Linked DNA regions of Mus musculus: region 2 is linked to region 1. A link is a loop called in an ENCODE intact Hi-C map of the cell type or tissue named here. Cell type or tissue: left cerebral cortex. All regions are shown on one strand. Each heading gives the region's core, and the rest is flanking DNA. Links, peaks and the distances in the headings are about the cores only.

Region 1 (15,915 bases), core at 4,191-12,190:
AAAGTGTGGTTCCATGCAAGTCCAGCTTTGTTAGCAGAGTTGATCTGGCTTGTTACAGGAGCATTGAAAGACCCTAATCAGCCACTCCACCCCAGTATGAATGACAGCTGCTTTTATATATCTCTGTGTGTGTGCGCGCGCGCACACGCGAATATAAATGCATATGAGGATCCCCTGGAGCTAGAGTTACAGGCAGTTCTGAGCTACCTGATATGGGTGCTGGGAACTGAACTTGGGTCCTCTTCAAGAACAATATGGCCTCTTAGCCACTGAGCCTTTTTCTCCAGCACGCGCAGGTGATAGCTTCTTGAAGGTTGCTGATTTGAATGTGAATATCTCCCTCCCTTTTTATTATTTATTTATTTATTAATTTATTTATTTTGAGATCAGGTAGGCTACGCTGCTCTGAATCTTATTATGTAGACCAGATTACCCTCAAATTTGGCATTTGAGCCTCTCAAGTGCTGAGACTACAAGTGTAATGAGCCTCCTAGCCTGCCTCTGAAAGTTTCTTCTTGTATTTGTATGCCATCCCAGTTTTCTTCAATGTGGGCTTTTTTATTTGGTTGGGTTTTGTTTTTGAGTCAAGGTTTCTATGTACCTTTGACTGTTATTGCATCTCTGTAGACCAGGCTGGCCTCAAAGTCACAGATCTGCCTGTCTCTGCTTCCTGCGTGCAGGGATTAAAGGTGTGTGCTAGCAGCACTGCTCTTCCTCCCAACTTTCTTGTAGTTGCTATTTGCATGGTGCATTTTTTGTGCTTTTAGTTTCAATAAACTCATGCATTTATTGGTGCTGTGATTTGAACCCCCAGGACCTTGTGCATTGCAAGCATGTATCACTTGCTTATACTCCTACCAAATATATTTATTTTTATGGATATTTTTCCTCCATGTATGTCTGTGCACCATAGACATCTAGTGCCTATAGAGGCCAGAAGAGGGTGCCAAATCCCTTGAAACGAGACTTACAAACTGTGTGAGCCACCTCACAAGTGCTTGGACTAGAACCTAGTCCTCCGCAAGGACAGCAGGTGATCAGCTCGAGTTTGGCATTTCTATTCTTTTATTTATTTGTTTACTTTTTGTTTGTTGAGATAGTCTCCCTGCAGACCAGACTGGACCTGAACTCATGCTATCAATCCTTCTTCCTCAGGTTCTTCCATGATGGGATTACAACTGTGTTTCACCAAGTCTAACTACGTAAATATTTATTTTTTTCTTTGTGTTTTCAGACAGGCTCTCGCTACATAGCTCTGACTATCCTGGTACTCATTATGTAGATCAGGCTGGCCTTGAACCAACAGAGATCTGTCTCTTTCTGCCTCCCGAGTGCTGAGATTAAAGGCACCTGCCACCATACTTGGCTAGTAAATATTTTCTTTTCTTTTTAATTTTTAAAAAATTTTATGTAAATGATACCAGATCCCATTACTGATGGCTGTGAGCCACCATGTGGTTGCTAGGAATTGAACTCGGGACCTCTGGAAGAACAGTCACTGCTGAGCCACCTATCCAGCTCAGTAAATATTTTCTTTTCCTTTCCCTTTCTTTCTTTCTTTCTTTCTTTCTTTCTTTCTTTCTTTCTTTCTTTCTTTCTTTCTTTCTTCCTTTCTTCCTTTCTTCCTTTCTTTCTTTTGTTTTGTTTTTGTTTTTTCGAGACAGGGTTTCTCTGTATAGCCCTGGCTGTTCTGGAACTCACTCTGTAGTCCAGACTGGCCTCGAACTCATAGATCCACCTGCCTCTGCCTCCTAAGTGCTGGGATCAGAGGCGTGCACCACCACGCCTGCCCAGTAAATATTTTCTAATATAGCCTTTAAATTCTTTATTTTCACTATAATTTTTGTTTTGGTCAGTTGCTATAGAATTTACTACATATAATCTTACCAGAGCCTGCTTTGGACTTATGAGCCTATTTACATATGGAAATATCACCTCAGATAGCTCTAGTCCCTTTCTGCCTTTTTTGTTGTAATGTGATACGTACTGCCTCCCCTAATGTGAGGATCCTAACAGTGCAGTCCTGTGGTTATTGGTTTATCATTTGGAGTTAGTTCCTTAGCACAGTAAAGCTTTGCTTCTACATAACTCTACACATATCATATAATTGCTTTTTTAAATCATCCTAATAGCCAGGCAGTGGAGGTGCATGCCTTTAATCCCAGCACTCGAGAGGCAGAGGCAGGTGAATATCTGAGTTCGAGGCCAGCATGGTCTACAAAGTGAGTTCCAGGACAGCCAGGGCTACACAGAGAAACTCTGTCTCAAAACAAACAAACAAAAAACAAAACAACAAAACCAAAAATTGAGCAGGAGTTAAGAGTTTATCCTGCTGTTTGCAGAAGGTCTGAGTTTAGTACTCGTGTCAAGAGGCTCACAATGGCTGTAACTCCAGCTCCAAGGGATGAAAGGACTCTAGTGTCCACAGACACCCACATACATGAACAAACACCATCCCCTCCCACACTCACGAAAGTGTATACACACACACACACACACACACACACACAGAGAGGCACTTAAAAACCATACAAATAAAAAGATGTTAGAATAGCAACAACACTCACTTAAAGACCACCTGTGGCCTGACTCCTTTCCCAGGTAGGGAAGGAGATTCCACTAGGAATCTCACAAGACTGCCTGCCTGCCTTTCAACTGAAGCTCTCCAGTCCAGCTCTGCTGGAGAAGCAGAGGCTGTGCTTCTCTGTGTCCTCACACCTGTGTGACCAACTCCCCTAGTCAATGGCGTGTTGTTCTATCATCTTGATCAGTGACACCCAGAGTCAGTTTTCCTACAAACTAAGCAAATCAAGGTTCATTTAAGGGAAGTTTTTGAAGTCAATGTTTGACCTTTGTTCCAACCCCGGGGAGGCCTCTTCCCAGGGTTCTGTTCTAGACACTGCCTAGCTAACTGGCTGTATCCTGAATCTCCTCCGTCAGTTAGTTGCCTCTTGCCCCAACACCACGGTTCTCTTCTTGTGTCTTCAGGCTCAATTCTCTCCACTATTGTTGCATGAAAGTCGGTTCCTTTCAAAAAGGTTAGAAATTATCTCCCTCCTCCCCAACCTCAACTGAGACAGGATTTCCCTGTAGAGTCCTGGCTGCCCTAGAACTTACTTTGTAGACCAAACTGGCCTTGAACTCAGAGAGCTGCCTGGCTCTGCCTCCTTAGTGCTGGGTTTGTAGGAGTGAGCCACCACTGTCCAGCTGGTTAGGTATATTTCTTATCATTTATTAAGTATATGTGGGAGTGTTTGTGTGTGATTGTATGCAAATATAGATACAGGTGCCCTAGAAAGTCTAAGGTATCAGATCTCCTGGACCTGGAGTTAGGAGTTGTGGGTTGTCATTGTGCTAGACACTGAACTCAGGTTGTCTGGGAAAGTAGTAGGTACTCATAACTGCTGCTGAGTTAAACAGTTGTTTCAAAAGATGATTTTGATCTGGGCAGTGGTGGCACACACCTTTAATCCCAGCACTTGGAGGGGGCAGGCAGATCTCCGATTTTGAGGCCAGCCTGGTCTACAGAGTGAGTTCCAGGGCAGCCAGGGATACACAGAGAAACCTTTTCACAAACAAATAAAACTGGGGCTGAAGAGATGGCTCAGATATTAAGAGCACTGACTGCTCTTCTGAAGGTCCTGAGTTCAAATCCCAGCAACCACATGGTGGCTCACAACCATCCATAATGAAAGGTCTTCTGGTGTATCTAAAGACAGCTACAGTGTACTTAGATATAATAATAAATAAATTTGCTGGGCGTGGTGGTGCACGCTTTAATCCCAGCACTTGAGAGGCAGAGGCAGGCGGATTTCTGAGTTCGAGGCCAGCCTGGTCTACAGAGTGAGTTCCAGGACAGCTAGGGCTATACAGAGAAATCCTGTCTCAAAAAATAAATAAATAAATAAATAAATAAATATGAATTCAAATAAACAAACAAGACCAGTTGAAATGTACACTGATAGGTAAGTGGACAAAGAAAATATTGACACATAGATGACAAACAAACAACAAAACAAAACCCAATCAACCAACCAAAAACCAGTGTTTTCCAGACACAACAGGGCAGGTACACATATGAAATCAGTGATTGTGACAGCAGGCATCAAATCTGCCCAAACTCAAGTCAAAACAAAACAAAACAAACAAAAAACAAAAACAAAAAGAGGAAGGAAGGTGGGCACAAAGTCCCACTCCTAACTCAGGAGTTTGTTTGGGTTGGGGTTTCTTTGTTTTTCCAGGCAGGGTTTCTCTGTGTAGACTGGGCTGTCCTGAATCTCTGTAGACCAGGCTGTCTTCCTCTTCTTTAAAAAAAAAGAAAAAACTTATTTACTTATTATATGTAAGTACACTATAGCTGTCTTCAGACACCCCAGAAGAGGGGATCAGATCTCATTACAGATGGTTGTGAGCCACCATGTGGTTGCTGGGATTTGAACCCAGGACCTTTGGAAGAGCAGTCAGTGCTCTTAACCACTGAGCTATCTCTCCAACACCTTCACAACCCCCACCCCTAGCGCTCCAGGCTGTCTTCAAACTCAGAGATTTGCCTGCTGAGGGCTGGGGTTAAAGGTGTGAACCATCACAGCCAGGCTGGAGCTATTGGTTTTAGGTAACTGCTGGGAGAAGGAGAGTCAGATTTCTTTAAAGATGGGACCCCTGGTATATGAGCTGCACTCTAGGGCAAACCCTGTGCCGATACAAACTGGGCTTGATGGATTCATGAGACTGACAGAGAGCAAGTGAACCCACAAGAGTGTGCACTCAAACACATACAAGACTGGGTGGGGAGGGAGGTGGGGATGAAGTGAGAATGTGATATGATAGAATTTTTTTTTAATTTTTATTATTTCATGTGTATGGGTGTTTTGCCTGCTTGTATGTCTGTCTGAGGGTGTCAGAAACCCTGGAACTGGAGTTATAGATGCGTGTGAGCTGCCGTGTAGATACTGGGAATTGAACCCTGATCCTCTGGAAGATGAGCCAGTGCTCTTATTACTGAATCATCTCTCAGAGCCTATTTTTCTGTCTGGGGGAGAGAAAAAAAAAAAAGGGAGCTTGTCTTAGTTCGGGTTTCTATTGCTGTGATGAAACACTGACCAAAAGCAACTCGAGGAGGAAGGACTTATTTTCATCTTACCGCCCACCACCCATGAGAAAACAAGGCAGGCACCAACCAGAGCTGATGCAGGCGCTGTGAAGGTGCTGCTTACTGGCCGGCTCAACCTGCTTTTGTACAAAATCTAGAACCACCCTCCCAGAGATGGCACCACCCACAGTGGGCGGGGCCCTCCCACATCACTAATTAAGTCCTACAGGCTTACCTATGGCTGGATCTTATGAATGCCTTTGTTCAGCATCTGTAGTCCCAGCTAGTCGGGAGACTGAGGCAGGAGGATTGCTTGCGCCCAGACCCCAACACTCTCAGCAGACAGAGAGAGGCAAGCAGATCTCGGTGAGTTCATGGCTAACCTGGTCTACTTAGAAAGGTCCGCGGGGCAGCGGACCTTTTTTTAAACCTAAGTTTAAAGCAGACTTTAACCCCAGCACTTGGGAGGCAGCGGTAGGTGGATCTCTGAGTTCGAGGCCAGGCTGGTCTACAGAGTGAGTTCCAGGACAGCCATGGCTACACAGAGAAACCCTGTCTCGAAAAAAACAAAACAAAACAAAACAACCAAACAAAAAAAGGTCCTAGCCAATCAGAACAACATTGTGAGACCCTGTTTCAAATAAACAAATAAAATAAAATAAAATTAGAAAACCTTTAAATATTGGGATAGCATTGGAAATGTAAATGAGGAAAATACCTAATAAAAATATTTTTTAAAAAAACACCTTTAAATAGAAAAGGACATGATAATAAAACCTGTCTGAAGCTAGAGGTGTGGCTCAGTGGTATAGGAATTGTGAACATGTGACTCCCAGGGTTAATTGATGCCCTAGCTCTAAACCAGATGAACAAAAACTACAAAAGGCTGCCCCAAGCATCACTGTTTTACACTGCTGCAGAAAACAGGAACAGGAGATTTCTCTCTCTCTCTCTCTCTCTCTCTCTCTCTCTCTCTCTCTCTCTCTCTCTCTCACACACACACACACACACACACACACATACACACTGTGCCAGAACAGAATAGATGAATGAATCATAAACTTTCTGCTCTGTTTCCTACCTCTTGACTGGTTTGGACTTGTTCTTAGACCACTTTACATCAAGTGAAGTTCTTCCCATAGGCTAGACATGTCTTTCCCACAGCTAGAAATAGCTAATGATGAAAGTGATTTTCAAGCATTTTGTACAAGGAATAAAAACACTGTTCATGCGAAGCCCTGGTGGAATGTGCCTGTAATCCTAGCACTTGGGAGGCTAGGGACCTCAAGTTCAAGGCTAGCCTGAGTTACATGTGGAGCTAGCCTGAGCTACATGTGGGGTGAGGGAAGGTTTTGGGGGGAGACACAAGACAAACCTCCAAACAAAAACTAATGTGCAATAGTAACAGTCTGGGTGCATGATGCCAATATTTTTATAGTACAGAAAGAAAAAAGAACAGAGCAAAATAGGCCAAAGGCTGTATAGCTGTGCATTGAATTAAAAAGGAGTGGAGAAAGAAGAAACTTACTGTCTGTGACACTTGTTAGTTACAAGAGAAATTTAAGATTTTTTTGGTTGTTCCTAAACAAATTTTTTAAAATTATGAAGCTGGTGTGCTGGCATGTGTGTGTGGGGGTGTCCCCTGTGGAGAAGGGTCTTATGCATAGTAGACAATTATCCTAACAACAAACTACATACATCCCCAGCCCAAAGGTGATTTCTTTTAGAGCTTTATATTTTTACTAGAATAACCAAAGCATCCACTCCATTCCTGAGACTACACAGATGAGAGGTTCAAATATGCTCACTTGCCTGGCTGATTTTCCAGTTTGGTAGGAATTAGGATATATGTGTGCCGAAATGATTAGATTAGCTATACAAATGGGGCCTGGGTAGTGGTGGTGGTGTAGGCCTGTAATCCCAGCACTTGGGAGGCTGAGGCAGCAGCAATGTCATAAGGTTGAAGCTAGCTTGAGCTACACATATAATTAGTTACAATCCACCATAGGTTATACAGCAAAACCCTACTTCAACACAAAATATATAAGTGAATAATAATGTGTTTAATAAGCACAACAAATGGGAAAATCTGTGTAGTGAAGAAGGTGGGAAGAGGGTTAGGTCTCCCTGGGTATACTCAATGTAGATAGAAAATGCCAGTATTCTAACTAGACTAGACAAACACAGCACAAACTCTTGAAAAATGCCTCAGTCATACATAAAATGCCAAAAATGATCACTACGCAAACCTGCCTTTTTTCAAAAGATCCAATGTTAGTATTTGTCAAATTTATTTTCCAGGATGGTGAAATGTCAATGGTTATAAGAACTATGTTACTATGACCATGAAGACCCAAGTTCGGAGTCTGCAGAGGCCAGAAGAGGGCATCAGAAACCCTGGAGTTGGGGTTACAGACCAGTGGTTGTGAGCAGGCACATGGGTACTGGGAACTGAACTCTGATCCTTTGCTAGTAAAGCAAGAGCTGTACCTGCTGAATCGTCTCTCTAGCCCCCGCCCCCCAGTTAGCGTTTCTTCTAGGCCCTGCCCCATAGTTACCTGGCAACAGCCAGGTATGCCTGCCTGACTCACTGTAAAAGGGGCTGCTTGACGCCTCCTCACTCTCTTACCTACCATCTTACACTCTTCCCTCTCTGTCCCTCCCCTCCCCTCCCCTCCCCTCCCTCCCCTCCCCTCCCCTCCCCTCCCCTCTCTCTCCCTTACCCTCTTAACTCCTCCCCAAACTCTATTCTATACTATACTCCTTGTGTGACTGGTATCTCAGGGGGAACGGATACCTCAGCATGGGCCTGCAGAGGAACCATTCTACCACAACATACCACGCCTCCACCAAGCATATCCCTTCCTTCTTTTTTATAAAACACAACACCCCCCAAAAGAGGTAGAAATCTATAGAAAGGGCAACAGTTGCGAACAAATGCCTTTATTCCCACTCAGGAGATAGAGGTAGCCAGAGATTTTCGAGTTCGTGGCTAGCCTATTCTACAGAGCAAATTCTAGGACCGCCAGGGTATATAGAAAGACCCTGACTTTATTCAAAAGAAGAAGGGAGGGGACGGTCATGCATCCGTCAGCTAGGTTAATGATCTCCAACATCATTCAACCTTGCCGACTTAACCCAGCACTGGGTCCCTGGTTTCTCTACCTCAATTACCCAAGAAACTGAAGCGCTCCCAGCAGCAACCCTCTCTCCTTCCCCCTCCAGTTTGTTCTTCCATGCTCCCCTTCCCGGTGCTCACCAGACCCAGGGTTAATTTAGAATCAACACAGATTTCCTTGGCAGGAAGCCCCATGATCTTTGTTGTTGCGGTCCTCTGACCTCTAGACATTGCTCTCCTAGGCTAGATAAGGTTTTGTTTGTTCTTTAGAGGGACAGGAAGGAAAAAAACTCCAAGTATTTATTATCCTGACACACTTGGGAGCATTTATGGTCCAAATACGAATTGCTAAATGTCGGTTCAGGTAATTCTCATTAAAAGCCCAGCCAACCTGGTCCTAATACTAGCAGGTGAGAGCAGAAAGCACTGAGACCTGGAGCAATAAGACTCCGGTTGGAGCGAGGGCAGATCCTGGAGGGACACCTTGGGACTCAGCGGGTCTAGCCCCGGGCTAGTACCGACTAGCACTGGAAAAGCCATGCCTAAGTACTTTCTACCTGGACACCGCCCGCCTGGAGCTGCCTGGGGCGTTTTGGAGCGCAGAGGCTTGGAGCCAGTCTGTGAAACACGTGATCGCCAGGGGCGGAGCCCGCCGGGAGCCCCGCTCCCCGGGAGTTAACCCGAGGCTTCGGCGCGGGCGCGCAGTCTGTGGAGCAGCGGCAGCAGCGGCGGCGCGGGCACGGAGTCCAGCCCGCCGCTGACATGGCCACGGTTCGAGAGAAGGCGGCGGCGCTGAACCTGTCGGCTCTGCACAGCCCTGCACAGAGACCTCCGGGTGGGTCGGAGGGCCGCGGCAGCGTGGGGCGGGCGCGGGCTGTGGGCGGGCGGTGCGCTCCGCGGGCTGCGCGGCCGCGAGGATCCGCTTTCTCCTCCTGGGTGGGCAGCCGGCCACGGGCCACGGGCCACGGACCCCGCCGCAGCCAGAGCTCGGCGTTTTAGGAACTTTACCAAACTTCGCTCGCAGTGGGGGTTAGGCTCCACAGCCTGACTTGTGACACGCGCGGAATTTTGAATAGTTTCCTGGCCAGCGTCTGGAGAACGAACTCTTGACTGCATGGTGGGATCAGAGGTCGGTGGCTCCCAGACTCAGGAGATGAAGTAATATTGTGTAAATTTAACACTTTCGCTACAAGCAATGTTTCAGTGAAGCCCCCATCACCCCCCCCCAACCCCTGATCTGATAGTTACATGACTTTGGGAGACAAATGTATTGAATCATTGAGGGCGGGTGTAAGATCTTTGACCCGAATCCGATAATCCGTTCTAAAATTCTGACTCTTAATTCTGCAAATAAGGAGATATTTGGATTTGTTTGGATAAGGTGCCACCTTTCCCCCTTTCTGGAACTGCGGGATAGAGAGCTGGAGAAATTGGCTCTCTACCAAAGCTTTTCATTTGTAAAATGCCAACTTGCGGAAACAGTGATTCCTTCCCCTAGGTCAGAAAAGTGTATCTCAGTGGTCCCAGCTATTGTGTTTGACTGACTTTACTAATCAATGCTCCACATAATCTCCAAGATCTTAATGATGAATTTTGCTAGAGAACTGCTTTCTCGGTACAGATTATAAAAGCGGCCTATAGTCCAGCTGTAGAGGTGTAAGCCCTCAGTCCTACACTGGGGAGGCAGAGAGAGGTAAGGCCTCTGAGTTCCAAGTCAGCTCTACACAGAAAGTTCCAAACCAAACAGTTAAAAAATGAGACTGTCTCAAAAAACAAAACAAAACAAAAAAAACCCCAGCAAACAAGATCTGACCACTTACTGCTCTCACCTAACAGGCTCTGATCACTTTATCACTTGACATGGCACTGGAAATTGTTGATAGCTTTAGGCTCTCTCTGGTAAATGGGATTCCCAAATTCACCTACTTTAACTCGGAAGGTCTTTCCTAACAGCTGAAATGTCAGTTCTGGGCTCTGGACATTTGTGAACAGGTTTTTAGGTGGTGAGAGGGAATGCATTTTAAAACTGGGTAGCTAGCTGACTCACTGTGGGAAGGTTTGACCTGTGTGGCTAGCAGATTCTCACTGAAGGAAAAGACCGCTCACTTACTGTCCTCAGCATCAGGCACCCAGGGCTGAGGGGGCTGCTGAGGGGGCTGCTGAGGGGGCTGCTGTGGGCTCCAGCTGCTCTTTGCAGCTGGGATTCCGATTTGCTAATTGTTTATTTACTCCTCTTCCACCCTGCGCTGCTTTGTCACAGTCCTTCTGATGGAGGTAATGGGAGCCTGGGGGTTGGTTCCTTGCCATTCCCTGTCTGTGTGCTCTGGCAAGCAGCTTTGTACGTCCCTTTTTCCAGGGATTAGTAACTCTTTCAATGGCTATAAACACAAGCCGGAACCTGATTTATGAGGAAAAGGGGGTTTGTGCTAGTCTTCTGCCAGAACTTAAGACACCTGTCTTAATACAGACCAACAAGAAAGTGGTTGGCTATCTCGTTATCCCTTTATACTGTAACCTAAGTCTTTGAATTTGCTGGTGTCACTTTTCCAAGGAGCTCAGAATACTTCCCATATGCTTTCTCACTAATCGCGGAATTAAAGCAGGGGAGGGCGCAATGCCTACTTTTGTAGATGTTTCTCTTAGCAAATGTTAATATTGTTCTTGTCAGGAGAGACTTATACCTACAGCCAGCCTTTATGGAGGCACCTCAGAGTCAGCCTTTCTCTAGTGCCAGATAGGAAAGCAAACTTTGGACTGTCAAAGGCAATATCCAGGAAGAGATGCAGTATCTGTTTCTGTCATGTCGGAAAGTTTCCCACTTGGCCTCAGCTACCGAGCTGTGACATAACCTCAGTGACATTTACTGCTCTCACGAAGTTTCAGCTATTGCCTACTAAACATTTCTCTGAGTCATTTTTATAGATTAATTGATTTCATTTAGTACATGTGTAAGTGTTTTGCCTGCATGTATATATGTACACCATGTGTGTGCCTGGTGCCCAAGGAGAACAGAAGAATTATAGGGTCCCCTGGAGTTACCCATCATGTGGGTGCCAGGAACTGAAACTGGCCCCTCTACAGGAGCAGCAAGTGCTCTTAACCACTGAGCAGCTCTCTCCAGCCTGAGTAACGGCTTTGGAACTGCTGTCAAGAGACTGCAGAGATGATTCAGTAGTTAAGAGCACTGGCTTCTCTTCCAGAGGACTTAGGTTAGACTCTTAGCACCCCCATAAAGGGTTGCAACTTTCTGTAAGTCCAGCTCCAGGGGTTCCAACCTCCTCTTCTGGCCTTTGTAAGCACCAGGCATACATATGGTGCACAGACATACATTTTGACAAACACTTACACACATAAAATGATGGAATGAACCTGAAAAGATAAAAATAAAACTTTATACATACCTGGCAAGTGTTCTTTCACTGAACTATACCCCCAGGGTTTTTTATGTTTTGGGAAGGGTGGTGGCTTATAAGAACTATTTATGTGTATGTGGAAGTTTGTGTGCCACATGAGAGTAGATGGCTACAGAGACCAGAAGAGGGTGTCATCATTTCTGGATCTGACCAGGTGGTTGTGAGCTGCCAAATGTGGATGCTGGCACCTGGACTCAGGTCCTCTGAGCAGCAAGTGTTCTTAACTTCTGAGCCATCTCCAGTCCTCCAACTGTTTGTTCATGAATGAGGACAGGATTTTCTGCTGTGGCTCAAGCTTACGTCACATTGGACATTGCTTTACCTCAGCCTCCTGAGTGTGCTGAGACCATGTTCAGCGAACTGTAATCTGTCCCTTAAATAAAATTCTCTTAAATCCTAAATGACTTAATGGTGAGGTGTGCTTTTATTCTTAGCACTAGGGAGGCAGAGGCAGATGGATGTCTTAAAATCAAGACTGGTCAGGACTACATAGTGAGACTTTGTCTTTAAAAAAAAAAAAAAAAAAAAGAAGCCGGGCATGGTGGCGCACGCCTTTAATCCCAGCACTCGGGAGGCAGGCGGATTTCTGAGTTCGAGGCCAGCCTGGTCTACAAAGTGAGCTCCAGGACAGCCAGGGCTACACAGAGAAACCCTGTCTCGAAAAACCAAAAAAACCCCAACCCCCCCCCCCCAAAAAAAAAAGAAAGGTCCTCTGTTCTATAAGTTGTCATGTCTCCTGGGCTTCCTCTAGATACTGATAGTTTTTTCCCTGGTTTGAGCTGGACTTTGCTTATTGTTGTACACGGTTAGCCACATTAGCATGTGATTCCAACAGTAGAGTTAGGTAGTTTGCCAAAAGTTGGATTTTTTTAATGAAGGGTGGGATCCAAGAGTGAAACCCAGGACGGCGGAATTCCCGAGTCCACGCTGCTTGAGTCTGCATGCCTTAGCACACACTCCCACCCTGAACAGTATTTCATCCACCCAAGCTTTCCTAACCTAGGCACTGTGGACACTTCTCTGTTGTGGGAGCCATGCTGTGCATTGTGGGACTTTTAGCATTTCTAGATGTCAGTAGCCCCTTCCTTCCCATTGATAAATAAAACATGTCCCCTGACAGATCTGATGAGGATGTAAAATGATCCACAGCAAACCATTGGGTTAACCTTTACAAATGTTTTTCTAGTAGTTAGCAATAATCTACAAGTAACAAATGTTCATTAACCTGTGTTAAAGCAATATTGAGATGGCTCATAAAGCGGCTAAGTTATTTGAACTCTGTAACTGTACAGAAACTTGAAAACGATGTACTAACTCTATTTCTTAAAGTTTTATAGGAGAAAAATTAGTTATTTCAATGACTTTTTAAATTTTCAGTCCAAAGCTCTAGAATGAAAATAATCATTTCATGCTTGGTAACACATACCTTTAATCCCAGGACTTGAAAGGTCAAGGGATTAAAGGTAGATCTCTGTACACTAAAGACCAGGCTGGTCTACATGGGGAGTTTCAGGCCAGCCAGAGCTGCGTGGTGAGACCATTTCAAGAGCAAATGAGCGAAGTAGCATGTTTTCAGGAGTCATGTGTGCATGCTACCCCTCTGTCACAGCCTGGCTACAGAATGCATGCTGATGTACCTGTAGGCACTTGCATGGTTAGAGCGGCTTCCCCTGACTAGGCTCTCTCAGTAAGGGTGAACTGCTGTTTTCAAGGTTGATCCTGAGTGTCCCTTGTAATCTGAGTAAATGTAATGTCCTACCGTGGCTGATTTATGAGTTGGCTTTAAAGGAATTATTGGTTAGTAACTTATACATAACATCATTATGTATCATTAAAAATGGCAATGATCAGTATTTCAAATAAATGACTAAAGGTTGGAATTCTCTTGAAAATGTAACTTGCCAGGCAGTGTTGGGATTAAATCTAACACTTGGGAGGCAGAGACAGGCGGATTTCTGAGTTCAAGGCCAGCCTGATCTACAGAGTGAGTTCCGGGACAGCCAAGGCTATCCAGAGAAACCCTGTCTCGAAAACCAAAAAGAAAAAAGAAAAGAAAATGTAACTTATTGTTAATAAACTTTTTTTTTATGAAAAGTGATTTTTGCTCTTCAAACTATTGTTTTCAAGCAAATAAAAGATGTTTAGTAGAATAGGTTTAATGTATCATTTAGGAGGATATGCAACACAGGCATGGTAGTTTTTGCCTGCATTTCACGCAGGAGGTAGAGGTAATAGGGTCATGAATTCAAACTTGCTGCAGCTACAATAGCAAGTTTGAGACCAAACTGGGTCATAAGGCAGTGTCATTAAAAACAACAACAACAACCCAACAACAACAAAAACTGAACAAAAAAAAGGAGACCATAATGTTAAGAGCTCTAGGTTTAATGTGTCCCCATGTTTTCTTTCCTATAGATCCATCATTCTGTTTGATATTCAATGTGTTTGTTTCTCAGGGAAGCAAGAACAATTTCAGTCTTTAAATTCTTATAATTAGCAGTGTAGACCTGAGAACAAGCTTAACTATATTATTCAACTGCTATAGTGGTTGGTAAAAGAACCAAGATACAGAGATGAAATCTTTTGACCAGACCTACTGTAGCTTAGTTTTAGATTCTTAGATAATTTAAATTTTTAAATTAATTTTTATTTTATATGCATGGTTGTTTTACGTGCACGTAAGTCTGCATCATGTATGTGTGGAAATTGGAGTGTCGGGTCCCTCCCCTGGAATTGGATTTATAGTTGTAAGTGGCCATGTAGTTGCTACTTGCAAACCCAAGTCCTCTGGAAGAATAGTCAGTGCTCTTCACACAGTCCTGGTATTTTAGAACACCATTGACCAAATGGAAAATAGCTTCAAGATGAAGAGTTTATTTATTCTGATTTTATTGATTTGATTTTTGAGAGAGGGTCTCACTGTAGCTTTGGCTGCACTGGATTGGCCTGCCTCTTCCTCTGCCCACTGGGGGCCAGGATTAAAGATAGTCACAGCCCCTGGCTTCAAGATGTAGACTTTTCAGGAGTTGTCCAGCTTCTATGCTAGCGAGGCTGTAGGACAATCTGAAGCTTCAGCTGCGACTGCTCGCTAGCCTGAGAAACAGTCATTGTGCACTCTCTGGTTTCTTGAATTCTGTCTAGAAATTACAGAAAGTCCGTTTTATTTGGCTAGCATGCTTTTCCGGTCTTAATGGGTGATAGGATAGATCCTGCGCAGCACTGGGGGATCTGTAGTCAAACCTGGTTATCCTGGTATGAGCTTTGACATATTGACCTGTCGAGTCCTCCGTTCACTGTGGGTCGCTGTGTCTGTGTGAACTTGAGCTTTGGGTCTGTGGGTGGTGATGCTTGAGGGGAAATTCCTGGGAACACGGTGTGGTGCTTGGGAACTAATGGTCAATGAGAACAGAGGGGCCTGAAAAGGCTGGCTTTTATCTTGCCTGGAGGCCTCTGGAAACATTATGTGGCACACAGGTGCTGGCCGCCCTGCTCTAACCTGTTCTTTAATCTTTCTTACAGTCTTATCCAACCTGTAAAACGTCCTGATTTCCCACGTTTTAGTAGCAAGCTAATACGGGGAAGTTTGTTCCTTGCTCCTTACTTAATTCCTATGTAAGCATTAGCTTTTTCCCATGCCGTTCGGGCTGCATGCCCATCCCTGTCAGTCACCATCCTTTGGCTGCATGCCCATCCCTGTCACCATCCTTTGGTTAGAATTGGTGACTTTGCTTCAACTTTCAGGATTCTTGTACTAGCCTACTTTGTGGCTGGAGTGTTTTAACTTTGTATCTTTAACACATCACTACCCCAGGTGGGTGTGAGAACCGTGCCTGTATGCCTGTATGCCAGTTACTTGGCTCAGGAGGATCACATGAACCCAGGAGTACTGGGCCAGCCTTAGCAACACATTGAAACTTTGTCTTTAAAAGAAAAGAGAATTTGCTGACCTTAAAGTCTGTTTCCCTTATGAGAAAGACAATCTGATATCTCCAGGTTTGCTGTCTTATTTTCCTGTTTTACTCCTATGTGTTGTATATATTACAGAATTCACAATATTCTACTTTATTTCAGTACTGGCTTCCAGGTGTTTATAAACACTTTGGGAAAGAATTTGTAAATCTTAAAACTTTTGAATTTGTTTCTTCTGATCTCTTGGTTCTTTCATTGTTTTACCTTATTGGAATTGCCATGGAAAGATGAATTCTAATCTTGTATCTTTTAACTGGCTTCTCCTGAGATAGAGTTTCTTACAGTCCAGGTTGTCCTTAAACTTTATGCATTGTCAAAGACAATGA
Region 2 (15,915 bases), core at 4,937-12,936, 58 kb after region 1:
TTTCTCTTAAAAATATCCCCCTTTAACCCAGAGATCAATTTGGGAGACTTACCAGTACCATTCCCCAGCTGAAGAGTTCTGAATCCACGCCGGATCCTTCTCAACAGTCTGTTTTACGGGAACACTTTATTAACCCCTTCTTCCCCGTTATGCAGTTCTGAATCCTCCCTGTAGCAGGGGGTCTTCGCTCTTGCCTGAAGATGTTTCTTTTCCCGGGTTTCAGCACCAATTGTTATTAGACGCGTTCTCACGACCGGCCAGGAAAGACGCAACAAACCAGAATCTTCTGCGGCAAAGCTTTATTGCTTACATCTTCAGGAGCCAGAGTGCAAGAGAGCAAGCAAGCAAATGGCGAAACCCCATCCCTTTTTAAGGAGAATTATCCTCCACCTAGGACGTATTACTCCCTGATTGGCTGCAGCCCATCGGCCCAGTTGTCATCACGGGAAAGGCAGAACACATGGTGGGAAAACTGCCCCTGCATGTGTGCAAACTATGTTTACCACTTAGAACACAGCTGTCAGTGCCATCTTATAATGGCAAATGTGAGGGCGGCTCCTCACAGAAAAAAAAAAAAAAAAAAAAAAAAGAAAGAAAGAAAGAAAAGAAAACCCATTGCAGATTTACTTTTTTTTGTTTTTGTTTTTGTTTTTGTTTTTTTGTTTTGTTTTTCAAGACAGGGTTTCTCTGTGTAGCCCTTGTTGTCCTGGAACTCACTGTAGACCAGGCTGGCCTTGAACTCAAATCCGCCTGCCTCTGCCTCCCAAGTGCTGGGATTAAAGGCGTGTGCCACCACTGCCTGCGCCACCACTGCCTGGCTGCAGATTTACATTTCATGAAGCCTAGGAACTCAGTCATTCCAAAAGTGTTTCTAAAACAAACATCTAAAACACAGAAATGTTAGAATTTTGTCACTAACTGCCACTGTTTTTGTAGCACTAAAAGACTAAGGTTGGATCTTGATTTCAAATCTATTTTGGGGGCCCACAGTAAGATACTGTCTTAAAAAAAGAGAGAATGAATAAGGGCTACAGAGATGGCTTAGTGGTTAAGCGTGTAGGCTGCTTCTCCAGAGGACCCAGGTTCAATTCCCAGCAACCACATAGCAGTTCACAACTGTCTGTAACTCCAGTTCAGGGGATCTGACCCCCTCACACAGACATACATGCAGGCTAAATACCAATGCACATAAAATAGTCATTTAAGTATGGCTGGATTGAATGAATACGTAAAATAAGGAAGAGAGAGAAGTGCTTCTTAGTTCCAGCTGTTTGTGTCTGCGATGACTTAAGTCGTCCAGTCTGTTGACTTTTATAAAGAGAAGTGGGGAGATCTGGGCTTTTGAAATCACCCTGTGAGCATGTTTAGGGTTTCTCTAAATCAGTGCCCCCCCAACCCCCCCACATGAGTAGGTTCGGATGCCTCTGTTTCCCTGCAGGTAATCCTAGAGAACTAGAAGGAGTGTTTGCAGTAGAGATGGCGTGCCTCTCAGGATCTGTGAGCTGGACAGAATCTCGGGGGAAGCAGAACCCCGTGACCCCGTGACCCCGTGTGAAGGCTGTGGTTCTAAAGGGCCATGGACCTGAGAGCACATTTGATCCTAGCCCTGCTTTTATGCGGGGCCACATCTACACCTGAACCTCAAGTTCTTAACTACCTCCTGCAGGTGGGCACTTAGTAGTCCAGAGTCATGGTGTAGGAGACAGGGTGGAAGGCAATCTCAGTAGCAGGTTGGGGCTTGTCCTTTGGGAACAGAATGTGAGCTAGCAGTTATGCCACTGAACCAGAGCACAAAGTAACGCTTAAAACAGAAACTGGGATGAGAGGGAGGAAGAAAGGAGGAAGTTAGGTTTGGCTTGGTTTTGTTTGGAACAAACAAAAGTCTCTGTGCACTTCTGGCTGTTCTGGAATGTCACTTGTAGACCATACTGGTCTGGGACTTACAGAGATCCTCCTGCCTCTGTCTTCACAGTGCTGGGATTATATGTATGAGCCCCCTCACGTAGCCTGTTTTTATTCTTTGCTTAGAAAATGAATTGACCTATGTAAGCATGAACATGAAAGAGCTTCAGTGTCTGTCGAGATCTCTGTCCTTCCTCAGGCTGCCTGTCAGGAGGGCTGGCCTAGAGCCAAGGAACAAATTCTAGGCTGGAAAGGCAGTGGCAAGATTAGGATGTTTAAAAAGCACCTTAAAATTTTGTACTCTTTCAAGCCATTAGTTAAGAGTTTGTGTTCCAAATTTGTTGTACTTTTTAGAAGTGATTTTATTTTTGTTGTCTGTCTGTCTGTCTGCCTGTCTGTCTGTGTATGCCCATGAGAGTGCTGATGCCAGAGGAGGCCAGAGAGCTACCCAACATAGGTGCTGGGAACTGAACTGAGGTCTCGCCTTTGATGTTCTAGCTTGTGTCAAATTGACATAAAACTAGCCAGCACAACTGACCCCTTGCCAACTTGACACACAAACATAACGCTTTTCATTTAGAACCTTTTCTTTATCATTTAGCTCCAAGATGGCACAGTAATATTAATATCACAATATAAATCATAAATAACTTTAAAAGTCCCATGGTCTTTATAAATTCAATCACACTAAAAGTTCAGTCTCTTTAAAATATTCAGTCTCTAAAATCCCAAAATCTCTTTCAAAAACTCAGTCTCTCAACTGTTGGCTTTTATAAAAATAGTAATTAAATTAAATATTTTATTTCAAGAAGGAAGAGCCAGGGCATAGTCACAAACAGATCGAAGCAAAACCAAACTACAACTGTGTAAATCTCTCAATGTCCAGTGTCTGGGATTCACTCCTGATATTTTGGGCTCCTCCAAAGAGCCTGGGACATCTGCCCTATGCAATACACAGAGCATGTCTTCTAGGTTCAGGCTTCCACTCCACATGGCTGCTGCTATTCTTGGAGGTTGTTCCATGGTATTGGCATCTCCAAAATGCTGGGGTCCTCTGCAACTAGGATGTACTTTAACCAATAGCCTCTCCTGGGTTCTCATCATGGTGCAAAGCCTCAACTTTCCTCATGACTCCTTCAATGCTGGGGCTTCTTCTGCTGTTGTGGCTCCACCTTTACCAATGGCCTCTCCTGGCTTCTCAAGGTGCCAAGCCTCAGTTGCTTTCCCTGATCCCTTCATACCTTCAAAATGAGGTCAACCTGGCGACTCTTACACAGTCCCAAATTCAGCTGCTAGTATGAGGGACAGTGTTGGCCACCTCTGGAACACAGCTTCTGTATACTGACTGTTGAAACACTTCCAGAAGATTTCACCTTAGTGAGGCTGGTTTCTTAATCACTACAAATTGCTTAGCTTCAGCAAGCCAGCATCAGTTGTCCCAGTAATGCAAAGGTTTTACTGAAGTGTTTCTGGTCTCTTGTAAATCACAGCTGACTCTTCACCCCTAGCTAACCTAAGAACCACAGATTGTCAACCCGAAATAGCAAACAGCCTTGATAGTGTCTTTAAGTGACTCTCCAACTTCCCTCTGGAACTTCACATGCCGGGCCTGCATCATCTGCACTGCTCTCAACAGATTCCAAGGTTCCACAGAAAATCTCACTGAGCTTTTCTAGCCCAAAGTTCCAAAGTCCTTCCACAATCCTCTCCAAACAACATCGTCAGGTCTGTCACAGCGATGACCCATGATTCTAGTACCACTTTGTCTTAGGGTTCCTATTGCTGTGGTGAGACACCATGACCAAAAACAACTTGGGGGAAATAGGGTTTTTGTTTTTGTTTTTTAAAGATTTATTTATTGTTATATGTAAGTACATTGTAGCTATCTTCAGACACACCAGAAGAGGGCATCAGGTCCCATTACTGGTGGTTGTGAGCCACCATGTGGTTTTTGGGAATTGAACTCAGGACCTTCAGAAGAGCAGCCAATGCTCTTACCCTCTGAGCCATCTCGCCAGCCTGCAAAGAGTTCTTTTATTCACAGTTCCATAGTTCATTATCAAAAGCAGCGAGGGCAGGAACCTAGAAAGAGGAACTGATACAGAGGCTGAGCATCCTAGCCAGCACAGGTCCTCTGGAAGAGCAGGAAGTGCTTTTAACCGCTGAGCCATCTCTCCAGTCCCCTAAATTCATTTTCTTAATCCATTTTTTTCTCATGATTTCCCAGATTTCTTTTGCTGCCCCTTCTAAGATGAAACACGTATCTTGTTTCCTTTAAAGTATTATGACTTTAAAAGTATTTTCCTTTAAAGGCATCATGACTGCCTGCTTCTAAACATTTTCTCTCTTTTTCAGGGCAATATTTTCTGTGTTGGACCTAATGAAAGTTGACATGGCCAACTTCGCCATCAGTAGCATTAGGCCGCACCTCATGCAGCAGTCAGTCGAGTATGAGAGGAGGAAGTTTCAGGAAGTGCTGGAGAGGCAGCCGAGTGAGTAGCTCTGTTGGCATTTTTCATCAGTCAGCTTTTGTCTTGTACACGTTTCATAAAAGCCAGTGACTGTTTGGAGCCCAGGGCGAGAATGGATGGAGGTAGTGTGCTTTGAGGAAGGAAAAGCCCGGGATGCTGTTAATCATCAAAAACAAAATAACGAGGAGTAAACTCAGCTGACAAGAGCTATGTGGGTAGGACCTGAGAGTAAAAATGGAAAAAATGAAAATTACTAGATTAAATTTTTTGTTTTCCCAAAGGAAAACATCAGTTTCAGCTAAATTATATTTCAGGTCTTGATTTTTGTCCTTGATGACAAATCTCTGTTAATTAGCTTTTCTCCTGCTGATCGGAACGGCAGGGAGTGTCACTTTGCCTCTTTCCTTATTCATAACTCAGAATTCACAACCAGGAAAGGGCAGCTTTCACAGCTTGGTGGTGGTGTATGGTTAGTGGGGTTTTTTGTTTGTTTGGTTGGTTGGTTGGTTGTTTTTTTGTGTTTGTTTCTGTGTCAGGGTCTCAAAATACTTACAGCTCTGGGTAGAGTGCACATTGCCTTTCCCGTGGCAGGATTAAGGCTTGCACCACCATACCCAGCTTTTGTTTTGTTTTTGAGACCAGGTCTTGTTCTGCAGCCCAGGTGGCCTGGTGTTCATTGTGAAATCCAGGCTGGCCTTAAACTATGACAGTCTTTCTGTCTTTGCTTCCCCAAGTGCTGGGAAGAAAATTTCATTTTTACAAGCCTCGCGTGACTTCAGGTAAACAACTGACTGAGTCTAGTATAGCTGTGTTTGTAGGCTGCTTCCAGGTGCCATGCGGTGGTGCATTTCAGGTAGCATAGCTTTGCTGATGAGATGGGAATGGCAGTCTGAATAGATCTTGTTGCCTGACCAGGTTGGTTAACTCAGTGGCCATGGAAGGAAGTTAATTCCTGCAGCCTTATATGGAAGCTTGGGGCTGGGAGGAATGGAAAGAGGGGAGAGTAGAAGTAGTGGGCGAAGATTGGCTGACACATTTCAGTTTGTCTGGGGTCACGGTCTTCTAGGCTAAAGAGCGTGGCAGAGTCAGGTGCCAGAAGCTCAGCTGCCCTGAAAGAATCGTTGCTGCGTAGGAGCCTACCTAGAGACATCACAGTCACTTGTCCACCTCTCCAAGGTTTCCAAAGCCTGAATGCCACAGAGAAAGCCTGTCTCTAGAAGGCTGTATATCAGCAGTCAGGACCAAATTGAGAACTTTGTGAGGAGAACAGAGGTGCAGCACCAGGGAGGAGCTGACAGTGGCTGAAACCCCAGCTCCTGCTTGGTTTGAAGGAGCTTCCACCAGGGCTGCACCTCTCTCAAGGAGCACTTTCTACTCAGAATGTGGAGGACACTGGTGTTCTGATAGGTACCTATGTGTTACTAAGGAAAGCAGAGGGGACATAAAGGCCACTGAAAGCCATCTGAGGGCCCCGTTGACATGCTCCCACTGCGTGAGTCACACCAGAAACAAGGCTAGCCCTCGGTGTAAATGCTTTGCTAAACAAAGGGACTCCAGCTGGTGTCTTGTCCTGTTTGTCTGTGAGCCAGAACTTTTAGCATCCCTCCGAGCTGCAGTCAATCTGGTCTTCCAGCCACCTCGAATGTGCTCACTACTAGAGAAAAGAGTAGGTAGGAAGGAAGCAGGCCAGGCCAGGCCAGGTTCTCGCAATGTCAGCCGTGAGGCAGGTGTCATGCATTTCTTTATGACAGGAATCTTCTGTTGAGATTTGTCTGAGGTCACGAAGCTATCGAAAAGCAATATGGTGATTTGGATTCAGTCTGTGGGTTTCAAAGTTCATTCTCTACCTTGAATTTCACTGGAGAAACTCTCTTCATTAAGGTAATTCCAAGAAGTGTCCCTGCAAATGTCAGGGTGATGAGTGTAGCCCTGTTTTCCAGACTCCCTGGACTTTGCCACACAGTGGCTGGAAGAGGCCACAAATGACCTTTTGAGTCAGAAGTACAAACATGCCCTGCCAGCTGGGGGAGGCGCTGCTGGCTCTGGGGATGCCCCACTCCTGACCCCTGTTTCTGTCCAGAATTTCGCCTACCTGAAGCTTCTGAAATGGGACCACTTCCAGAGACCTTTCCCTGAGGTAGGTGCTGTGGGCACCTTAGCCATTCACACGCTGTCTCAAGGGGCACAGTTGGTTTTTTGTTGTTGTTTTTTTTAAAGACTCTTATTGTTCTAGCACATATGTGTACATTCTACATATGAGAAAATATGCAATGTGGTCCTTCTTTTCCATTCCCACATCATTCTCTCTTGTTCTCCTCCCTTTGTGTTTTTGAGACAGGGGTTTTCCATGTACCCTTGGCTGTCCTGGAGCTTGCTATGCATTCCTGGGTAGTCTTGAACTTGTGGAGATCTGCCTGTCCTTTCCTCCTTAGCATGTGTCACTCCGTGCTTTCTGGTATATTTTCAGACTTATACAGTCCCCCTGGCAGCATCGTTAGCCAGCGGACTTTTCTCCTCCTTTCAGTTCTGCTTTCCATATTTGTCTGTTCTGGATAGTTCTTATTGTTTGTTGTTTGTTTGTTTTTTAAGATTATTTAATGTATATGAGTACACTGTTTTTATTCAATTTGTCATGATTTTTTTTTTAAAGAAAAGATGTGTATGGGTGTTGCACATCCTTAATTTCTGAGTTCAAGGCCAACCTGGTCTACAAAGTGAGTTCTGGAGATAGTTCAGACAGAGAAATCCTGTCTCGAAAAAACAAAAACAAAAAACCAAAAATAAATAAATAAATAAATAAATAAATAAATAAAATAAAAAACCATAAAAACAAACAAACAAGCAAACAAAAAACCCTGGTTTTGTTTCACAGCTTGCTCTCCAGAAACTTCTGCCACTCCCACGGTGAGCATTATCCTAAGCAGGTCTAGCTGCAGGAACCATTCAAGAGGATGACTAATGAGGGGTTCCCCACTTCTCTGGCAGAAACTAAGCTGGTGTGTGGCTTCCTCTGTCTTCTTTGAGAGCACTTGTTCCTTTTTTCAGCTTCAGACCTGCAGCTTCTGTAAACGTCTCTGTCATGGCCCCTGTGTTTCCTTTCAAGAGCTGTAAGCTTCCCTTCTTGCCTGAGTTCCCTGTTGGTACTAAAGGGGACCTAAAGGTGGTGTTGGCTTGTTAGAAATTGTGACACTGGGTAGTGGCATGAGATCTTCTGGAGGGAAGTTCTCGACCTGACACTTCTCTTACAATGGGAAGATGGTGGTTTTTACTGGGACTGCATGTCTGTTATTGGCAGTCTTCTGCATCCTGAAGTCAAGTCTTGCCACGCTAACTGATATCATGCCTTTGTGAGCAGTGAGATAAATGGAAGCTGTTAATGAAGAAACCTCAGTCTTCAGGGAGGTTTAACCTCCTAAGGAGTCCGGGCTCTGACTCCGTTATCTGGTTATTGTTTTCAACACTATAGCCCATTCCCAAACTCTTGTTGATCCTCCTGCCTCAACATTTCAGGATTACAACATAGACCACATCCCTGTTATCTTCTTACAGCAAAGCAGGTTCATTCATTCTGTCTGTCTGTCTGTCTTTCTTCTCTCGCTCTTCTTTTTTCTTTTAGTTTTATTTATTTTATGTATGTGAGTACACTGTCACTCTCTTCAGACACACCAGAAGAGGGCATCAGATCCCATTATATTTGTGAGCCACCATGTAGTTGCTGGGAATTGAATTCAGGACCTCTGGAAGAATAGTTGGTATTTTTAACTGTTAAGCCATCTCTCCAGACCCCAGCAAAGAGGTTCTTAGAGCTTGTCTGATTAACCTGTGAAAACTCAGATCTGGGCCAGGCATTGTAGTGCACACTTATAACCCCAGTGCTCTGAAGGCAGAGGCAGGTGGATTTCTTTGAGTTTGCCGCCAGCCTAGTCTACAGAGTGAGTTCCAGGACAGCCACAGCGATGTGGTGAGATCCAGCCCCCAAGCCTACCCACCCCCCAAAGAAAACAACCAAAAACCTCTGAACTGAATCAACACCTTTTTGACCTTGCTGCTTTTCCCTCATCTCCTCTGGTAGCTAGGGATAGTCAGGTAGGGTGGGACCTGGGTCCTTTAACACTAGTGTCTCTGTAGGGAAGGCCTGGGTCCTTTAACACTAGTGTCTCTGTAGGGAAGGCTTGGGTTCTTTAACATGAGACGAAGTCCACTTTCAGGTGGCTTTTATGTGGTTATGAGTTCTGCTCAATTTGTCATTTCTGACTGTTCTCTTTATTTACATACCTGAGTTGGTTATTGTTTTTGTTTGTTCTGAGACAGCCTCACTTTGTATCTCAGGCTGGCTTTAGACTCATAGCAATCCTCCTGTCTCAGCTTTCTGAGTGTATTTGTGGGTGGGTGGAGGGGTGCCCACCTTGGAGCTCTTGGAGTTCTTGGGGCTCCTTTGTGCTATGGATATGAGGATGAATAGCCGTAGGCTCTGCTTCAAGATTCTCCCATCTATCAGCATAGGTGATTTCCTGATTTGTGGGGGATAAAAATGGGGTCACCTCAGGACTTGGATGTTTCCCTTTCAAGTCTGGGACAGTTAGTTCTGGACACATAGGAAGGCATTGGGCACCCTAGCTTCATCTTCTTTCCCTTCCCTTCCTGCTACTGTACCTCCCCTCCTACTGATGGAGTAGTGGCTTTCAGCTGCTCCCCTGCTGGGGGTTTCTTCATCTTTCAAGGCGCTGTAAAAAGGGCTGTCCCTTTTTGTATAGTCTCAGACAGTAAAGGCACTTGCCTGAGGTCATAGTCCTGTGAAGGGTTGGGTTTATCGCCAGACCTGCCTGAGCTAACATGTGGTGCTCTTCTAGCTCTGAAAGGCATGCAGGACATCTGAAAGGGTACCACAGAGCAGGCGGAGGTGCGGCTCTGCTGCCCTCTGCTGGCCATCTTGAATTTCTGCTCAGCAGTGCCGCGTGTGTTCATTGCAGACAGTTTTGATGGACCAGTCTCGTTTCCAAGAGCTCCAGCTCCAGCTGGAGCAGCTGGCCGTCCTGGGAGCCGTGCTGCTGGTCACGTTCAGTACCGCTGCACCGGGAATTTCTGGGCATGCCGACTTTGCCGAGAAGCTCAAGATGATGGTGAAGACTCTGCTAACGGACATGCATCTGCCGTAAGTGGCTGGGACCCTAGAGTGGATGGACTTGTAGTGTACAGTGGGAGTTTCCCAGTGTGAGGCCACTAGGAGATTAGAGAAGACTTTGCCTACCTGAAGTTTATTTATGGCTATCATGTTCAAGCTACAGGGAACTGTGGATTTTACAAGGCTCTAGGGCTGTGGTTTTCAAATGTCTGAAAGGCTCAGAGCCCACAATGAGCAACGTGGCTGTGACCAGAACATTCTAACACAGATAGACTGAAGTAGACACCTCCCGAGGTAGAACTTGTCCTATGTTTAACCTGTTTTCTAACTTAATCTTATTTACTAACCAGTCACCCCACTGACTTGCACCTACTGAGTTGTTCAACTAGCAGTAAATACCATGACCTTAGAGAATCCAGTGGAACGTAGACCTTGGCCCCAGGACAGTCAGTTGCTCTAGCGCCTGAAAGGAAAAACAGAAATCCACAGCTAGCCTTAGCTGTCTTCTGTCTCAAAAAACCAAACCAACCAAAACAGCTGCAGAGGTTGGGGATATGCCTCAGCTGGCAATGTGCTTACTATATATGAGCCTGGGGCTTGATCTCCAGCATGGTTAAAAAAAAAAAAATCAAGATACAGAAGAGCATTTGATGAATAGGGCTTCCCTGTCCTGTCCCACGGCTACCCAGTTTCTGGTTCCTGTGTTTCCTCTGTTGGTTGTTAGAAGCCAGCTCTGATTCACTGATGGCATGAGCTTTGTGCTTTGAAGCTTGGGATGTAGCTCTGTTGGGAGAGTGCATGCCTACTGCATGTGCCTAACATGCTCAGAGCACTGTAAAACCCGACATCGTAGCTCACAGGTCTAATCTTGGGAAATAGAGGCAGGAGCATCTGAAGTTGACAGTTTTCCTCCGCTGTAAAGTACAAGTTCTAGACCAGCCTGGGTTCTATGAGACCCCGCCCACAGCAGAGAGCAACCACTTTGGTATGATTAAAAAGGATCACAGCCTAGGAGATGAGGGAGCAGGGAAGGGAGCCACAGGTCCCACACGCTGTCATCCTTGTCACGACAGGGCCAGGGTTGCATCCCTTGGTCTCCTGCTCCTCTTTCCCCTCTCTGTTCTAGTTCCTTCCATCTGGAGGACGCCCTGGCTTCCATTGGCGAGAAGGTGTGCCTGGAGGTGAGCAGCTGCCTCTCCCTGTGTGGCTCCTCCCCATTCTCCGTTGCTAAGGAGACCGTGCTCAAGGGCCAGATTCAGGCCCTCGCCAGTCCCGAGGACCCCATTCGCAGGATCATGGGTACGTTGAAGGGACATTCTCTTGGAGGGTGTCTTATTTACTTCCTATTGCTGTAGTGAAATACGATGACCAAAAGCAACTTGGGGGGGGGGGATTTGTTTCATCTTAGAGTTGTCAGGTCATACTCTGTCACTGAGGAATTCGAGGCAGGAGCTGGAGCAGAAGAAGCCACGGAGGAATGCTGCTTATTGGCTTGCTCTCCATGGCTTGCTCAGCCGGCTTTCTTATATAGCCCAAGTCACCTTCCAGGGTGACACCACTCAAGTTAGCTGGGATGTCCTATCTCAATAATTAACACACCTTTAATCCCAGCACCTGGGAAGCAGAGGCAGGAGGCCCCACAACAGCCAAGACTCTACAGAGAAACCCTCCCTCGGAAAAGAAAAAGAAAGAAAAGAAAGAAGAGCAAATATCCCACAAACCTGTCTCCATCTGACACAGGCATTTTCTCAATTGAGGTTCCTCTTCCAAGATGACTTTAGCTTGTGTAAGCAACAGTAAAGATGCAGTGATTAGAACAGAGGGCTGGAGGGCAGGCCCTCAAAGGAAAACAGAGCTAGGCATGCAGTACAATCTAACCAGCAGTCAGGAGAGAGAAGCAAGCGGATCTCTGTGAGTTTGAGGCCAGCCTGGTCTACATAGTAAGTTCCAGGCAAGCCTGAGACCTATAGTGAAACCTTGCCTTAAACCAGCCAGTGACCACAGCAGCAATAGACTCCCAGAGGGTTTGATGGAGTGCGAGTGGGTTTTGAGGGCTGCTGGGTTAGGAGAGTGTGGTGAGGCTGCCCAGAAGGACAGGCAAGGACCAGAACCCATCCTTATCTCAAAGGCTCTGCCTCTAGTGTCACAGGCCTTAACTCAGATCCTTGTTACTATGTCATTTTATATAAAATGAATACTGTGGATTTTTTAAAAATTAAGACAGTTTTTCGAAGCCTGCCTTACCCAGCCCTGCATTAGCCACAGCTCAGCCTGGGGTCGCTGAGGAGGAGGAAGCGGCTTCTTTGAATCAGAGATTTCTATCTCCCAGGGAAGGCCTTTGAGCGCCCGAAGCCTCCGTGTTTGTCCCATTGTCTTGTTTTGGTTTTTGAGACAGGGTTTCAGTGTGTAGCCCTACCTGTCCTGGAACTCTGTAGACCAGGCTGGCCTCGAACTCAGAGATCTGACCTGCCTCTGCCTCCTGAGTGTGCGGCCCCACTGTCTGGCTTTGTCGTAGTTACAGACAGCAGTCCTAGGTGGGAATGACACAGAACTCTGATCCTGGGGAGTTTCCAGCTCTAGGAACTTCAGGAGAACCAGATCCCTTAGGAATGGAGACGTGTAGGACTCAGCTGTCAGAGTGTTTGTGTTGTGGGTTCTTTTGTTTGTACTTGAGAGAGGCAAAGCTGAAAGGTATCAACCAGAATTGTTCCTCTTAAGTCGAACAAGACCACAGATGACTTCTGTGGTCTCCCATTGTGAACATCAAAGAAGGAAGCCTGTGTTCAGTCATGACAGACAGTAGAAGTTAGCGGGACAAGGTTCATCTTCCTTCCATCCCTCCTTTTTTCCCCTTCTCTTCCCTTCTAATATTTTAAGTTCTGGAAATTAAATCCAGGGTCATTCACTCCACCACAGAGCTGTATATTTAACCCTCTTTACTTTTTTGAACATTTTCTTTCTAAGATTTTATGTATTTATTGAGACGAGGGCTCTATGTAGGTCTGGCTGGTCTTGAACTCATGGAGATCCATCTATCTCTGCTGGGATGAAAGGCATGTATTGTGTATGTGTGTGTGTGTGTGTGTGTCTGTAGTCCAGTGTTCTTAAGGCTGAGCCGTGTCTCCAGCCCCGCCCCCACATTTGAACTTGTTCTTGCTTTTATTTTCTTTCTCTGTGCATGTGTGCCCTGTGGCAGTGGCCAGTGTGGCCTCAGTGGCATGATCCTCTTTAGAGCAGAGCATGCTGCCGCAGACTCCTTGTGTGCACGTATGTGTTCTTCCCCTCAGAAGTGCAAAGTTGTACCGATCTGATCTGGGGGGTGACGAGGAAAGACTTCCCCGAGAAAGAGATGACTCCCTTAACTGAAACCTAACCAGACATGAATAAAGTCACCCTGAAGAGACAACCCTGATTACTCTTCCCTTTCGCCACAGAGTCCCGCATTTTCACCTTCTTGGAGACATACCTTGCCTCTGGTCATCAGAAGCCCCTGCCTACTGTGCCTGGGGGATTGGGTCCCATTCAGAAAGAGCTGGAAGAAGTTGCTGTGAAATTTGTGCGCCTGGTCAACTATAACAAGATGGTGTTCTGTCCCTACTACGATGCAATCCTTAGTAAGCTCCTCCTCCGCTCCTGAGGCGCGCAGCTGCCACAGCAGCTCTCATCTCCTGAGACCCCGCTCGCTCGCCCTCGCAGTGCTGTGCCGGGCTTCGGAGAATGGCGGCCTACGGTACATTCCTGATTAATAGCGCTGATTCCACGGGACTGAAGGATGCACTGGATTCTGTTTTGAGGACCGTATGTATGAGTGCAAGTTTACAAACCTAAGGAGCTTTGGTTCTCTTGAGTAGGAGCTCAGAGCCTTCAACAGTTGGCTGCCTCTGTCTCAGCCTCTGCCTCCTCAGATTGGAGGAGCCGCTTCTCCCAAGAAACCCGAGACAGTTGTCTCTCAAAAGTCATTCTTTCTCAGATGCTCTGTGCCCGCATCATAAGCCAAGATTTGTCCTCTTGTCCCGTTTACAGCCTCCCTCGCACTACTCTTCCTGTGGGTGCTTTATGGCAGGGCTGTCTATAGCCTTACAGGGTCCTAACCGGCTCCTGCCCACTCTACCCATTGATTGCTTCCTGGGTCTGGCCTAACAGTGTTCCAGAGCCCTTTAGTCTACAGCAGAGTTACTTAATAATTTATCTTCTATTATTACTGAAACAGCATCTCTATATATACTCCCCTGGCTGGTATGGAACTTGCTTATGTAAAACAGGCTGTCCCAGACTTCCAATCCTCCTGCCTCTGCCTTACAAACGCTAGGGTTACAGGCCTCTGCCACCATACCCAATGGATAGAACTTGATTTTTAAAAGCTTGTTTTGTCAACTTGTATGTAGTACAGTGGCCAGTGATCGCCTAGCCTGCACGAGGCCCCGGGGTTGATCTCCCGCATCTAAACAACAAAGGATGTACACACACACACACACACACACACACACCTGTATTAAGAAGCCATAAGCCCCTGGAGCTTCCGTTTTAAAAGGTAGAAGAATTGTTTGTGCCCAGGAGCTCAGGAGCAGCTTAGGAACCAGAGATTCCAACTTAAACTCAGGTGTGGTGGTGCACACCTTTAGTCCCAGTACTTGGAAGGCAGAGGGAGGTGAATCTCTGAGTTCTAGACCAGTTTGGTCAATAGAAGGAGGAGTTCCAGGCCAGCTAGGGATACACAGAGAAACCCCGTCTCACAAAACGAAATAGAAACGCTGTTCTTTCTACAGCAGTATTCCTGAGCCTTGACTGTGGCAGTTAAAGCTGATGAAGCCAGGCACGGGGACATGCCATAGCTGGTCTTTGCTACTTTGTGGGTTCTTCTATTTCCCACCCTTTATCCTCCCCTCCGCTTCTCCCCCTAACACTAGAGAGGAGAAAAATAAGGATTGGGCGGGCCCCTAAATTTAATCTTTCTTTTGTTTTCTTTTGACTGTGGCTACTAACAGACCACAACCGTTCTCCATCTTCCTTTAATGACCAGCAGCCACCCACCCTGCCTCTTGGTGCCCCAGTGTTTATATACCTTCTGAAAAGTTCCCAGAATTCCAAACACCACGGTTATAGACTTAACTTTCGTGAGATAACTTTCCAATTCTTAGAAACTGGGTTTAAACCTTTTGAAGTGGCCATTCTGAGTGCCAGGATTTTTATGAAATGATAGTTTTATTAGCTCCTGTGTCCACCAAACCTTCTATTTCAATATCATTTAATTGCCATTTTAATTTTGGCTTCTGATCATTAACAGCTGTTTGCCAGAACATATATTTTCCAGGACTTCCAAACCCTCCTGTTCATTGTACTGGAATAGTCTTTGATGTAGGGAAACTAACAGCAGAGCGTCCTGTCACCTGTGTTAAATTGTATCTCTTTTCACATAGGCTGGAATTTTAACTTCTATTTTGAAATCTGATCTATAATTCCTGGATGCACAATGAATCTTTGGGAGGTCAAACCTCGCCTTTGCAAGACCCTCTCTACCGTTCCTGATGGCAAAGGACCGTAAACTCCAGTAGTTGCTATGTAACACTTGAGTTTTTCAGGAGAGTGAGAGGTTTGCCTGTGGCCTTTTCTAGAGCAGCACTGCCTACAGTACTGCTTAGTGAACATCTAATGCCTAGTGGAGGTTTCTTTGCTCAGCATGCTGCCCCTTAGCTGAGATGGCTTGTCATTTCTGCTGCCAGACCCCAAAGGCCCTTTCCCAACTGTAAGAATATTCCCACCTTGGATATCTCTTTTGGATCTGCATTTCTGAACCCTGTGGCAGCTTTTGCCACCTTGCTTATACACCCTGGGACGTGTAGGCCTTCTTTCTGCTTGAGATTTAAGAAAACCATTGCCCCTAGAAACTGCTCGCTCTGCTTCCCAGTGCAAAGTACTGTATTTCTCAAAGTTAATGGACTGGCCATTATGAGATCTGAGGCTTTTGGTTTGGTCACAGTCTCTGCAAATGACCGTATTTACCACAGTTGAAGCACAGGGCATTTTGATTATTGGAGACCACTAGCTAGAGCTTGACCTATCAACATGCTGTACATTAGAACCAATATGGGTCATATCCCTTATCAGTTCATCCTCAGGCACTGCCCATGTCTTTAATGGTCTACTGTAGCTTTTGTTTATTTTTGCTACTTTGTGTGGGATCTGTGTGGGTTCTTTCTCCAAACGGTATCTTCTCTGGCTAGGAGCAGCTTCTCCGACTCACCCTCCTCTCCAGCCCTACTCAGTCTTCTCTCTTCTGCATCACCTGTCTTCTGTGATCTTTCTCTTTCCCTCTACTCCCATTCTCTCTCTCCAATCCTACTCCTGTCTCCTGGACTCCTTCCCAGCCTTTGCTGGCTTTTTATATCCTCTTCTGTTCCCAGAAGTACAGGAGGACACCAA

The links. A loop is a pair of places that touch in the nucleus more often than their neighbours do. Peaks named below come from ENCODE experiments on the same cell type or tissue, not always from the same donor. Only the 100,000 strongest peaks of a DNase experiment are listed, where the experiment ranks them.
Region 2: a loop joins it to region 1, with 2.5 times the contacts of the local background. A loop is called at or near these places in 28 of 42 quality-filtered maps.

The regions. Positions count from the first base shown.
Region 1 is chr2:104,735,809-104,751,723 of GRCm38, reverse strand. It overlaps Depdc7 (DEP domain containing 7), which reads left to right and starts at 8,867. Exons shown (of 9, transcript NM_144804.2): 1 at 8,867-9,042. The coding sequence starts at 8,970. In left cerebral cortex, for the core only: no CTCF peak of the experiment used is centred there; DNase peaks (open chromatin) are centred at 5,195 and 8,866; H3K4me3 peaks cover 1,263 bases.
Region 2 is chr2:104,678,973-104,694,887 of GRCm38, reverse strand. Tcp11l1 (t-complex 11 like 1) reads left to right here. Exons shown (of 10, transcript NM_177190.5): 6 at 4,258-4,394; 7 at 6,314-6,510; 8 at 9,344-9,525; 9 at 10,622-10,794; 10 at 12,930-14,908. The coding sequence ends at 13,132. Among named protein-coding and RNA genes, the nearest start is that of Gm6306, 23 kb to the left of the region's middle. In left cerebral cortex, for the core only: a CTCF peak has its summit at 9,295 (motif pointing left); DNase peaks (open chromatin) are centred at 5,947, 7,414 and 9,302.